Linked DNA regions of Homo sapiens: region 1 is linked to region 2. A link is an interaction called in ENCODE POLR2A ChIA-PET data of the cell type or tissue named here. Cell type or tissue: IMR-90. All regions are shown on one strand. Links, peaks and the distances in the headings refer to the core of each region. The heading gives the core; the rest is flanking DNA.

The links. ChIA-PET counts read pairs that join two places held together with the same protein. Peaks named below come from ENCODE experiments on the same cell type or tissue, not always from the same donor. Only the 100,000 strongest peaks of a DNase experiment are listed, where the experiment ranks them.
Region 1: POLR2A ChIA-PET joins it to region 2 with 8 read pairs; 2 of 35 experiments call an interaction of 5 or more read pairs at or near these places.

The regions. Positions count from the first base shown.
Region 1 is chrX:118,946,193-118,951,574 of GRCh38, reverse strand. No RefSeq gene overlaps it. Among named protein-coding and RNA genes, the nearest start is that of LONRF3, 26 kb to the left of the region's middle. In IMR-90, for the core only: no CTCF peak of the experiment used is centred there; no DNase peak of the experiment used is centred there; H3K27me3 peaks cover 189 bases.
Region 2 is chrX:119,012,322-119,017,703 of GRCh38, reverse strand. It overlaps LONRF3 (LON peptidase N-terminal domain and ring finger 3), which reads right to left. Exons shown (of 11, transcript NM_001031855.3): 9 at 4,503-4,665; 10 at 3,348-3,497; 11 at 1-169. The coding sequence ends at 14. Among named protein-coding and RNA genes, the nearest start is that of LONRF3, 40 kb to the right of the region's middle. RefSeq lists a silencer at 2,144-2,203. In IMR-90, for the core only: no CTCF peak of the experiment used is centred there; a DNase peak (open chromatin) is centred at 2,093; H3K27me3 peaks cover 262 bases.

The DNA of each region.
Region 1 (5,382 bases), core at 88-5,087, 66 kb after region 2:
GGAGGATGGCTTAAAGCCAAGAGTTGGAGACCAGCCTGGGCAACATAGCGAGACCCCATCTCTACAAAAAAATTAAAAAATAGCCAGGCATGGTGGTACAAGTCTGTGGTCCAAGCTACTCAGGAGGCTGAGGCAGGAGAATCCCTTGAGCCCAGGAGGTCAAGGCTGTAGTGAACCATGATTGCACTACTGCACTCCAGCCTTGGCAACAGAGTGAGACCCAAGTCTCAAGAAAAAAAAGTCCACAGAAATAAGATTTACCAAATGTTCAAAAATAATTATGATGAATCACAATCGTGAAGAAACAGTTTTCTGTCTTTATTACAAAGTTATTTTTGAAGTGTTTCTTCATGAATCATACAAAATAGCTGATTGCAATATATATTGTCATCTTCATAACTACTTCTGAGAGAGAAAAACTCTAGTTAAAAAAAGGAAACCAATATTTTAATTGAAAAATATTTTCTGGGCCAGGTGCGGTGGCTCACGCCTGTAATCCCAGCACTTTGGGAGGCCGAGGCGAGCAGATCACATCTGCATCTCCATCACATCAGGAGATGGAGACCATCCTGGCTAACATGGTGAAACCCTGTCTCTACTAAAAATACAAAAAATTAGCCTGGCGTGGTGGCAGGCACCTGTAGTCCCAGCTACTCGGGAGGCTGAGGCAGGAGAATGGCGTGAACCCGGGAGGCAGAGCTTGCAGTGAACCGAGATCGCACCACTGCACTCCAGCCTGGGTGACAGAGCGAGACTCCGTCTCAAAAAAAAAAGGAAAAATATTTTCTGCACAGTAAAATAAATGACACAGTAATGAAAGAAACAATATACTTCCCAAATGTAGATTATGTCATTATTAAATAATTCTCTTCTTAAATTTTGATTCAATTTTAATCCACAGTAAAGCTGTAAGTTATTTTGGTAAAGTGGCAAGCCCTTCTAGATTATTCACTTCAAGGATCAGAGCAGCATTATGTCTTTGTTCTTGAAAGTGGAATTGGTTTTTTTTAAAAGATAGAGACATATTAATGATAGAGTCTATGAATTCTCTGTCCAGAATGGATTCTATTCAGAGCGATGCGTGGTACATTAAATACTTTCACAGGCATTAACATCACATATCATTACTTTGTTTAAAAAACAAATGGGGCCAGGCGCGGTGGTTCACACCTGTAATCCCAGCACTTTAGGAGACCAAGGCAGGCAGATCATGAGGTCAAGAGATCGAGACCATCCTGGCCAACATGGTGAAACCCCGTCTCTACTACAAATACAAAAATTAGCTGGGCGTGGTGGCAGGCACCTGTAGTCCCAGCTACTTGGGAGGCTAAAGCAGGAGAATCGCTTGAACCGGGGAAGCACAGGTTGCAGTGAGCCCAGATGATGCCACTGTACTCCAGCCTGGCAACAGAGCGAGACTCCGTCTCAGAAAAAAAAAAAAAAAATTTTAGTCAGGTCTTTCTGCTGCTATCACTATCATGAATGTCAGGTATCTGGCTATACTGACATTCATATTCCTGGGACACACTGTTTTGAATTGAGTGGAGGGCATTCAGTACTTACAGAACTCTACTGAGATGTTACCACTACTAGATCCCTCCCCACAATGACAGTTGACTTTTCTAAGGGCACTCATCAAGTTGTATTATAAGATAAATCACATGTGTATATTTTTCATAAGACTGTGAACTTACTGAGGGAAGGAACTTTTTTTTTTTTTGAGACAGAGTCGCCAGGCTGGAGTGTAGTGGCGTAATCAAGGCTCACTGCAGCCTCTGCCTCTTGGGCTCAAGCGATTCTCCTGCCTCAGCCTCCCAAGTAGTTGGGATTAAAGGTTTGCCACCATGCCTGACTAATTTTTGCATTTTTTGTAGAGACAGGGGTTTTGTTATGTTGCTCAGTCTGGTCTTGAACTCCTGAGCTCAAGCAATCTGCCTGTCTCCACCTGCCAAACTGTTGAGATTAAGGCATGTGTGACTGCACCCAGCCCCTTTTTTAAATCTTTAGTATTACTAACACAGTACCTCAAACATAGTAATAATGATAAATGTAATGATGATAACAATAATAACCTATACTGAACACTTTCTATATACCAGGCCCTATTTCTAAGTATATTACGTGGTTGACTCAATTAATCTCACAACGATCTTAGGAGGGAAGTACTGTTTAATCTACATTTTACAAATGAGGAAACAGAGGTACCCACTGGTTGAGTAACTTGTCCAAGGCTATACAGCTAAATAAATTGCACAGCCAGGACTTGAACCCAAGCAGTCCAGCTCCAGAGTAATGCTCTTAACCTCTAAAGGTATGCTCTGCTGCCTAGAGTATGTATTCAATAATTATCATGGCAAATATTTATTTGACTATTCTCCAGACACATGTTGTAACTTAAACATATAAATGAATGTAGTCCTTCAAAGATGTTGCCCTGGCCGGGTGCGGTGGCTCACTCCTGTAATCCCAGCACTTTGGGAGGCGGAGGCGGGCGGATTATGAGGTCAGGAGATTGAGACCATCCTGGCTAACATGGTGAAGCCCAGTCTCTACTAAAAATACAAAAAATTAGCTACTCGGGAGGCTGAGGGAGGAGAATGGTGTCAACCCGGGAGGCAGAGCTTGCAGTGAGCCGAGATCGCGCCACTGCACTCCAGCCTGGGCGACAGAGCGAGACTCCATCTCAAAAAACAAACAAACAAACAAAACAAAACAAAAACAAAAAACCGAAGATGTTGCCCTGGGAAGCTTCTATTGTTCAGAACCTTTTGTAATTCCTCCTTTGGAGTTGTTCTCAGAGCCAGTCTATGAATCAGAGAAGAAAAGTGGTCAATATATTATGATCATAACTCATTTTTAAATAAGCTAGATGAATACCTTATGTGCCCAACTTGTTTCTGAATAACATTTGTTTTCCAAAAATCATTCTCCATTAAAAGAATGAAAATTTTCTGTTGTTGAAGATGGTCCAAAAATGTGATGCAGAGATATTTTTCAATCAACTAACAAATATTTACTGAGCAACTAGTCCTGTACATGCTTGGCCCCAGGGGTACAAAAACCACAGAAGACATCCTCCCTATCTTCAGGGAGCACTCAGCCAGGTGAAGGAGAAAGATAATCCAGTATGACAAGTGCTTTGACTGACGCAAGCACAGGAGCCCAGAAGAGGGGCATGAAACCCAGCTTTAGGAGTGAGGGCCAGCTTCCTGAAAGAAGGAAGTAATGTCTAATTTTAGTCCCAAAAGACAAGCAGTTGTTGCCACACCAATAGAACAAAGGCATGGACTCTCATGGTGGCTACATTAAAGGGGAGATTATATCTTTGAGTGAGTACACCCTATTATGTTTGTTGTTAAAAGATAATAATCACTTTATTTTGTAGTCATACCTGGTACTCAAGTTGTTTTTGCCTTAAAACTGAAAATATTTGTAGATAGTGGTTTAAAAGCTACATGAGTTTTAAGTATGTTTGAGTGTTGTTTGCTTTTGTTACTGAACCAGTTACATAAGTTTCCCTAAAGAATTTTGCTGAAGGAGTAAACAGAAAACAAAATGATACATTAAGAAGTTAATTATATCAGAATCTACCACAGTGGGTTAATAGGTATAGTATATAGCAGGCACATGATGACCATTTGTTTGAAAAACTAAAGGAGTAACTCCTTAGTACTGATTCTCCATATTTTTTTTTTTTTTTTGAGACGCAGTTTTGCTCTTGTTGCCCAGGCTGGAGTGCAATGGCACGATCTCGGCTCACTGCAACCTCCACCTCCTGGGTTCAAGTGATTCTCCTACCTTAGTCTCCCAAGTAGCTGGGATTACAGGCATGTGCTACCACCCAACTAATTTTTGTATTTTTAGTAGAGACAGGGTTTTACCCCATTGGCCAGTCTGGTCTCAATCTCCTGACGTCACGTGATCCACCTGCCTCGGCTTCCCAAAGTGCTGAGATTACAGGTGTGAGCCACCATGCCCAGCCTGATTCTCCATAATTTAAACAAGCAGCTTGTTTCCTTCACTCCTGTGAGCCAAAGTAGGCCAGGATAACCACACACTGGGAGAGAAATGACTGCTCTGGCAGTGGCTCATGCTTTTTTCAATATATCGATTTGAAGGACAGTAACTTTGAGCCATGAGGAGTGGGAGATATGATAACCCAAGAAAAGGATGCCCTATGTTTTTGTAACTTACCTGCCCTTAAAAATAAATGAGCCTGGGATCACACAAAACTGTCCTTCGAGGAAAAAAGGTCTCGGGAGGTAGGTAAGTGTTGTTCAACATGGGTGGGGTTAAGTGCTTAGATACAATGAGCGATGGTGGGCAGTGTTCTATTCCAGTTGCATGCAGAGACAAGAGTTTGAAGGCTCTCTTCTCTGTAATCTTCATCCTCTAAGTGGCCTGATGCTAACTCTGTAAAATTTTTACAGAGAGCAAGAAGTAGAACTCATAACAAGGAAGCCTAGAGGTCCTAGAGCCTCTCCTAGAGGATTAGGAAAGGTCTGAGGCATGAGATACTATATGGGAAGATAGCCCTTTCTGGGATTTGAGAGTGAAATAACCCTGGGTAAGAGGATACACTGGGCACTCGGAAAAAAGGAATGCCTGCTAAAGCAAAGGGTGCCAAAGATAAACTTGACCTGATTGTCTAGAGCCGAGCCCAGTGAGTTTAAAGAGTAGGGGACAAGAGTTAATAGGAAGGAAAAGAATTTTCCTGCTCTATCTGCCTTCCTACCATTTATTGACTCATTTGCACATGAAATATTTAAAGAATCACGACAGGGAGCTGAAGGAGCTACAGAAAAGAGTTTCTGCCCTCAAGTAATTTGTAATCCTGAGGGACTCTGATGCTGTACTAAGTTATGTCTTGTTGCTAAGACATAAAACAGTCAGCGAAACAATACAATGTCCTTCCCCAGATCCGCCCCACCCGCTCCCCAACACTACCCTTAAGGGCTGTTCATCCTACACACTCTTAATTATTTCAGACTCATGAAAATCCACAGGTATTGATTTTACAAAGAATGCAGCAATATTCTTTCAAATGATTTCCCTATGTGTTCCCAGTGCACAGAGAAATATATCCACATGTTCAATCACTTACCTATTATATAAAGCAGGGCTGTTCAAATATGTTTTTTCTTCTTAGCAGTTGAACTTCTTTTCAAACAAATTTTACAGAGAATAGCCACACGTAAAATATGAAAACAGAGCAATTCTGACTAAGATAGCGTGGGGGTAAAAACTTTGACTTAGCTCTTTTTTCATCCATTTTCTAATGAGACCCATGAAATACCTCTGTCAGTGTGTCAGGGTGGCTGTAACAAAATACTTGCAACTAGGTGGCCTATAAACAACAGAATTTTATATTTCACAGTTCTG
Region 2 (5,382 bases), core at 108-5,107:
GGCAATCCACTCACTAGTTTTGGTTTCGGGATATGAAGGCCAGGACTCGTCGAATACCATTCAGTCTGTCCTTTAAGGACCTCATTGCTAGGAAGGGGAGCTGAGCTCGGCTTTCCAAGGGAAGAACTGCTAACATCCACCAGCACCAGGCTGGGCCATTCGGGTTCATCTGCAACAGAGAAACACAATGGAGTCATCCTATTCCCATCCAAGAACATCAGTCTGCAGAGTTCCAAATGCTCAAGGTAAAGACCCCAGGTAGAACAACTCCATGTGGCAGATTGCTAATTGACCCTATATCTATTTTCCCCCTTATTTTAGCAGGGCATATAGCCACCCAGAAAAAAGACTGCATTTCTCAGCTTCCCTTGCAGCTAGGTGAGGCCATGAGACAAAGTTCTGGCTAATGAGATGTAAAGGGAAGTGATATGTGTAACCTCTTGGTCATGCTCTGGGAAAGAAGCATATGCCCTCTGCCTTCCTCTTTCTCTCCCTTTCCCCTAGCTAGAACATGGACGTGGTGAGGATCAGCCTTTCTCAATCAAGAGGATGAGGGAGACATTTTAAGGATGGTAGAGTTTTGTGATGAAGGAGCCTGGGTGCCTGAATGCTCTTGTGGAATAGAGCTGCCCTAACTGTCCAAGACTTAGCCCCTCCATCTTGTTTAAGCTCCAGTCATTTTTGTTTCTTGTTAAAGCAAACCAACCAGTATCCTAACAGATACACCATGCCTCCTAGCCAATGTGATTTTACAAGCTGGTATCTACTATGTAGTCTCTTCCACTTCTAATATTCTGTTGAGGTCCTTTGGACTGATGCATTTAACATTCAGGCCTTCGATTCCCATGACCCCTTGACCTTTGCATGTCTTTTAAGTCCCCTCATTTCCTTGATGTGGCTGAAGGCAATAGTCCATGTATACCATGTCACTATACAGGGCCATAGCTCTCTTCTCCCCTGAAACCAAAGGCTATGATTTACAGTCCCAAAGAATCACAATCTCACTTTGCAAAAATTCCAATTAGAAAACATTCACATTAGAAATATATTCTGCCCCAGGGCCGGGCACAGTGGCTCACGCCTGTAATCCCAGCACTTTGGGAGGCCAGCGGGTGGATCACGAGGTCAGGAGATCGAGACCATCCTGGCTAACACGACGAAACCCCATCTCTACTAAAAATACAAAAAATTAGCCGGGCGCGGTGGCGGGCTTCTGTAGTCCCAGCTACTCCGGAGGCTGAGGCAGGAGAGTGGCGTGAACCTGGGAGGCGGAGCTTGCAGTGAGCTGAGATATGCCACTGCACTCCAGCCTGGGCGACAGAGCAAGACTCCGTCTCAAAAAAAAAAAAAAAAGAAAGAAAGAAAGAAAGAAATATATTCTGCCCCTAGATTTCCTTTTAATAAAGAGCTTTCCCATTCCACATAAATCCTTCCCCAAAGCAGCTTCCCTGGCACATATTTTAGACATTGGGTACTTATTTCCTTCTAAGCCTAAAACGAGCTTTCTGCCCACAACTTTCACAAGTTTGGTTTTAGGACTATAGAGAACCATTCTGGTCAAAGTGCCTACACCTGAAATTATTTGGCTCCAAATTGGTTCCTCTGATCGTCACCAAATCTCACTGCCTTCTTTGCTTCTTTGTGCCTCTAACTTCATTTGCATTCTTTTTTGTCCCTCCCTGAAGCTGGCAATATGCTCTCCCTCCTATGATCAGTTCTGAATATTAGACTGATGTTCTGAACTTTCTTTCCAAGGATCACCAACAAAGATATTTAAGCTGGTATTAACACTTGTGGCAGTTTCTAAGAAACATCCTCCTGACAGAACATGCTTATTTGTGGGACCACTGGGGATGCAGCATTGACTGGAGCAAACTGGGATGGGTATGGGTTTTTCTTTTTTGCTGGTGCTGCTGCTGCCAAAGCAACATAATAACAGAACTAAGAAAAAAGGAAGTGAAACCCAAGATTTCAACTTTCTCTGTCATTAGCCTTTATGAATCACACTGTAGCATCTGTGTTTTCCCGTTACCATTGCTGATCTGTATCTTTTGCCTAAGGGAGAACGCTTCCCGGAAGGTGAAGGGGAACATTAAGCTTGATCGTGAGTTTGCTCAGAGGTATATGCTGCAGTCCTGACTCATCGTGGCCCAGAGCCAGGAGCTGGGTCACAGGAAGCACTAACTGGCCTTTCTCCCTTGAAAACTCATGATGCCTTTGCATGGGGGGGGAAAGAAGCCACCTTTGTGGTCTGAGGAAAGCAAGACATTTCATTTAGGGAACAGACTGGTGTCTTAGAACCTCAGAATGCAAGAGGAAGAGGGGGCTTTAGAACCCTCCTCATGTCAGAGATGGGACAAAAGTTGAGAAAGGGAAAGGAATCTTCCCAAGGTCATACTGCTAGTGAGGTAAGCAGGACCAGACTTTTGGTCAGAATATGCATATTGAGATTTTTTCTTTTGTGACAGAGTTGGGGATGAGCATAAGTAAAGAATCAATGTAGGAGAGCCAGCTTGGAGCATAGGAAGAGATGGTCGTGAGGAAATATGTGGTTAGGATATCTCCAGCCTTATCCTAGAAAGACAGTATTCCCTGATTTATTCCAGGCAAGCAAAGCTTAGTGAAACTTAACCATCTCCACTCTCCTAGGGAGCTTCTGATCTGCAGCTTGATCTTTCAAATAGGCCTATCCCCCAGGAAGAACACTGATCAGTAGAACCTAACAAACTACTGTCTAGTATAACTCAACTAACAGTATTTAATGATGAACAGAGCTGTTCAGCCCTGGTGAGGACAATAGCAAGGGTCTAGACTTGCAGGGCGAAGCATAGATAGACCGAGGCACGAAAAGTTTTTGTGGTCTTGCAGTTGTAATCTTATAAGGGTAGCTGGCCCTATCCCCTAGTTCCCAAAGCAATGAGGGAGAGGGTTATGAAGTTACCTGAAAGCAGCAGCTTTTGGTCTCAGCTCCCAGGATACCCTTCTCTTAAGTCCTGGCCTTTGCATGTAACTTGTCACCCTAACACTACCATGGTGTGAATCTGGACTCCCATGGAAGGTTCTTCTGTTGGTGATATCTATGTTCCCATTCTCTTATCTTACTTAGTTCTCAAAACCTGCCTTGGATCCAAGTTCCTACTGCTTTACTTTAGTTACCCCGATTCTAACTTGGGATCTTTTTGGTCTTACTCATGACGCTCACTGTGCAGCCAAACAACACCAAATTAAATCCATCTTCCTCTCTGCATTCGATGTGCTGAATGGCAGCCACATACCCATCTAATCACAAACACTAGGCACTCTCTTCTAGTGGGACAACCCGTTTAAAAATAGACATTTTTCTATACCTGAGGATCGGCGTCTTTCTCCGGCATGGGACCAAAGTGATTGAGTATCCGATTCTTTAGGGATAATTTGAGCGAATGAAACCACAATGATGCTTGCTGATAGACACAGTTATGTAATCCCATGAGCTCAGCACAATCCTCTCCCTGAACCTGAAAGTATCAAAGTGGAAGTGAAACATTCTGTACCCTCTCCATCATTCCCAGAGTCACTTTTGACACCTGATTCGCTTTGAGCATCCATCCTGCCTTCCTATGGGAAGGCTCACCCATTCAGCTTTCTCCTTTGCTTGATGTGAAATGCCCCTTAGTCAAGTGCTGGACAGTGTGTAGATACTGCTGACCATGGAGGAAGGAGAAAGGTTCAGCTGGGTAGATTAGCTGAAACAGCAAAACATGCAGAAAACCAGAGATTCAAACCGGCCTGAGTGGAGGCATGTGGTTAAACCAGGTTATGCTGGTCCATGCCTTTGCCCTTTTCATTTTTACATCTGTTTTCTCATTACTTGCTGGAAAAGACACAGGAGTATGTCAGTCTCAGCATGTAACTATCTTGGTCAAACACATTTACTCAGTCATCAGATATTTATTAATCTACTATGTAACAAATGTAAATATAAATGAATATAGGATTATTTACCTCTTCTTCCACCCATTACCTCAGAAAACCAAGGATTAACTAGATGTGTCATCTTTCTGCCTTAGGGGATGATGGATTATTGGGAAGGGCTCTTAGCCAGGTTACGTACTTTAAAATACAAATGCATGTGTGGATCTATAATTGTCTCAAAAGAAAAAAGTTTAAAATATACATAAATCGATAGATAAAATATATATGTATAGACCCACCCCAGATCCATTCCTTGCAATCTTTGGCAGAGACTTAACTCCCAAGCTGAATGAGCCCCAGGGTTGATCTAGGATAACATTTCCTATGCATGAATGCAACTCAGCAGCTAAGCAGAGCCAGGACAGTAGGCGCCCTCACTGCCATAGTGCAACTGGACAGCAATCCAGCAGCATTCAATGTTGCTGCAGCAATTTGGTGTGAAATCCCAAGGCCCTCAAGGGTTCTGAGAAATCCTTTCACAACTATCTTTGTGTATCAAGTTACAAGGATAGCCTGGCTTTGGGATTCTTGGCACTGGCCACCCTTACCTTTTGGTCTTCAATGTATTCAATGTCGGCTGTGTTGTAGCCATCCCGCTGGCTCTGATGGAGCACCCTGAAGCGCCTCTTGCCTATGCTGTCAACCACTGAGCGGCCATCAGCAAAGAATTGAACATTTCTGATCTCTAGGATGCAGCCATATTCTGCAAACCTGTTTATTGAGAATGGAGTCGAGAGACTAGATCCTTGATGAGTTCTGTTTCCCTGGGCTGGCACCCAGCCATTTCTGTAGCCCCATGCTGTGGCTCAAGGGACTTCTGCCTATTTTCCTGTCCCTGGGTTACAGCTTCAATTACACAACAGGCAGTGCCTGTGTGAAGAAAAAAAATTCGTAATGTATTCGTGTAACTGCTACCATTTATTGAGCACATACTATGTGCTGTGCCAGTGCTATGGTTTGAATGTTTGCCTCCTCTACAACCCATTTTGAAATTTAATTGCTATTGTAACATTATTAAGAGGTGGGACATTTAAGAGGTGATTAGGCCTCCACCCTCATGAATGCATTAATGCTGATATGGTGAAAGTAGAGTAGGGTTGTTATTAATATAAAAGGGCAAGTTTGACCCCCTTCTTTCTCTCTCTCTCTGTTGCCCTTCTGCTATGCCCTTCCACTATGTTATGATAAAGGAAGAAGGCCCTTGCCAGATGCCAGCACCTTGACCTAGGACTTCCCAGCCTCCAGAACCATGAGAAATAAATTTTGATTGTTCATAAATTATTAGTCTGTGGCATTCTGTTATAGTAGCACAAAATGGACTAAGGAAGCCAGGAACTGTGCTCAGCATTTTATGTACATTATTAACTCACCAATCTTCCAAGCAAACCCAATGAGGTAGGTACTATTATTGTACCCACTTTACAAATA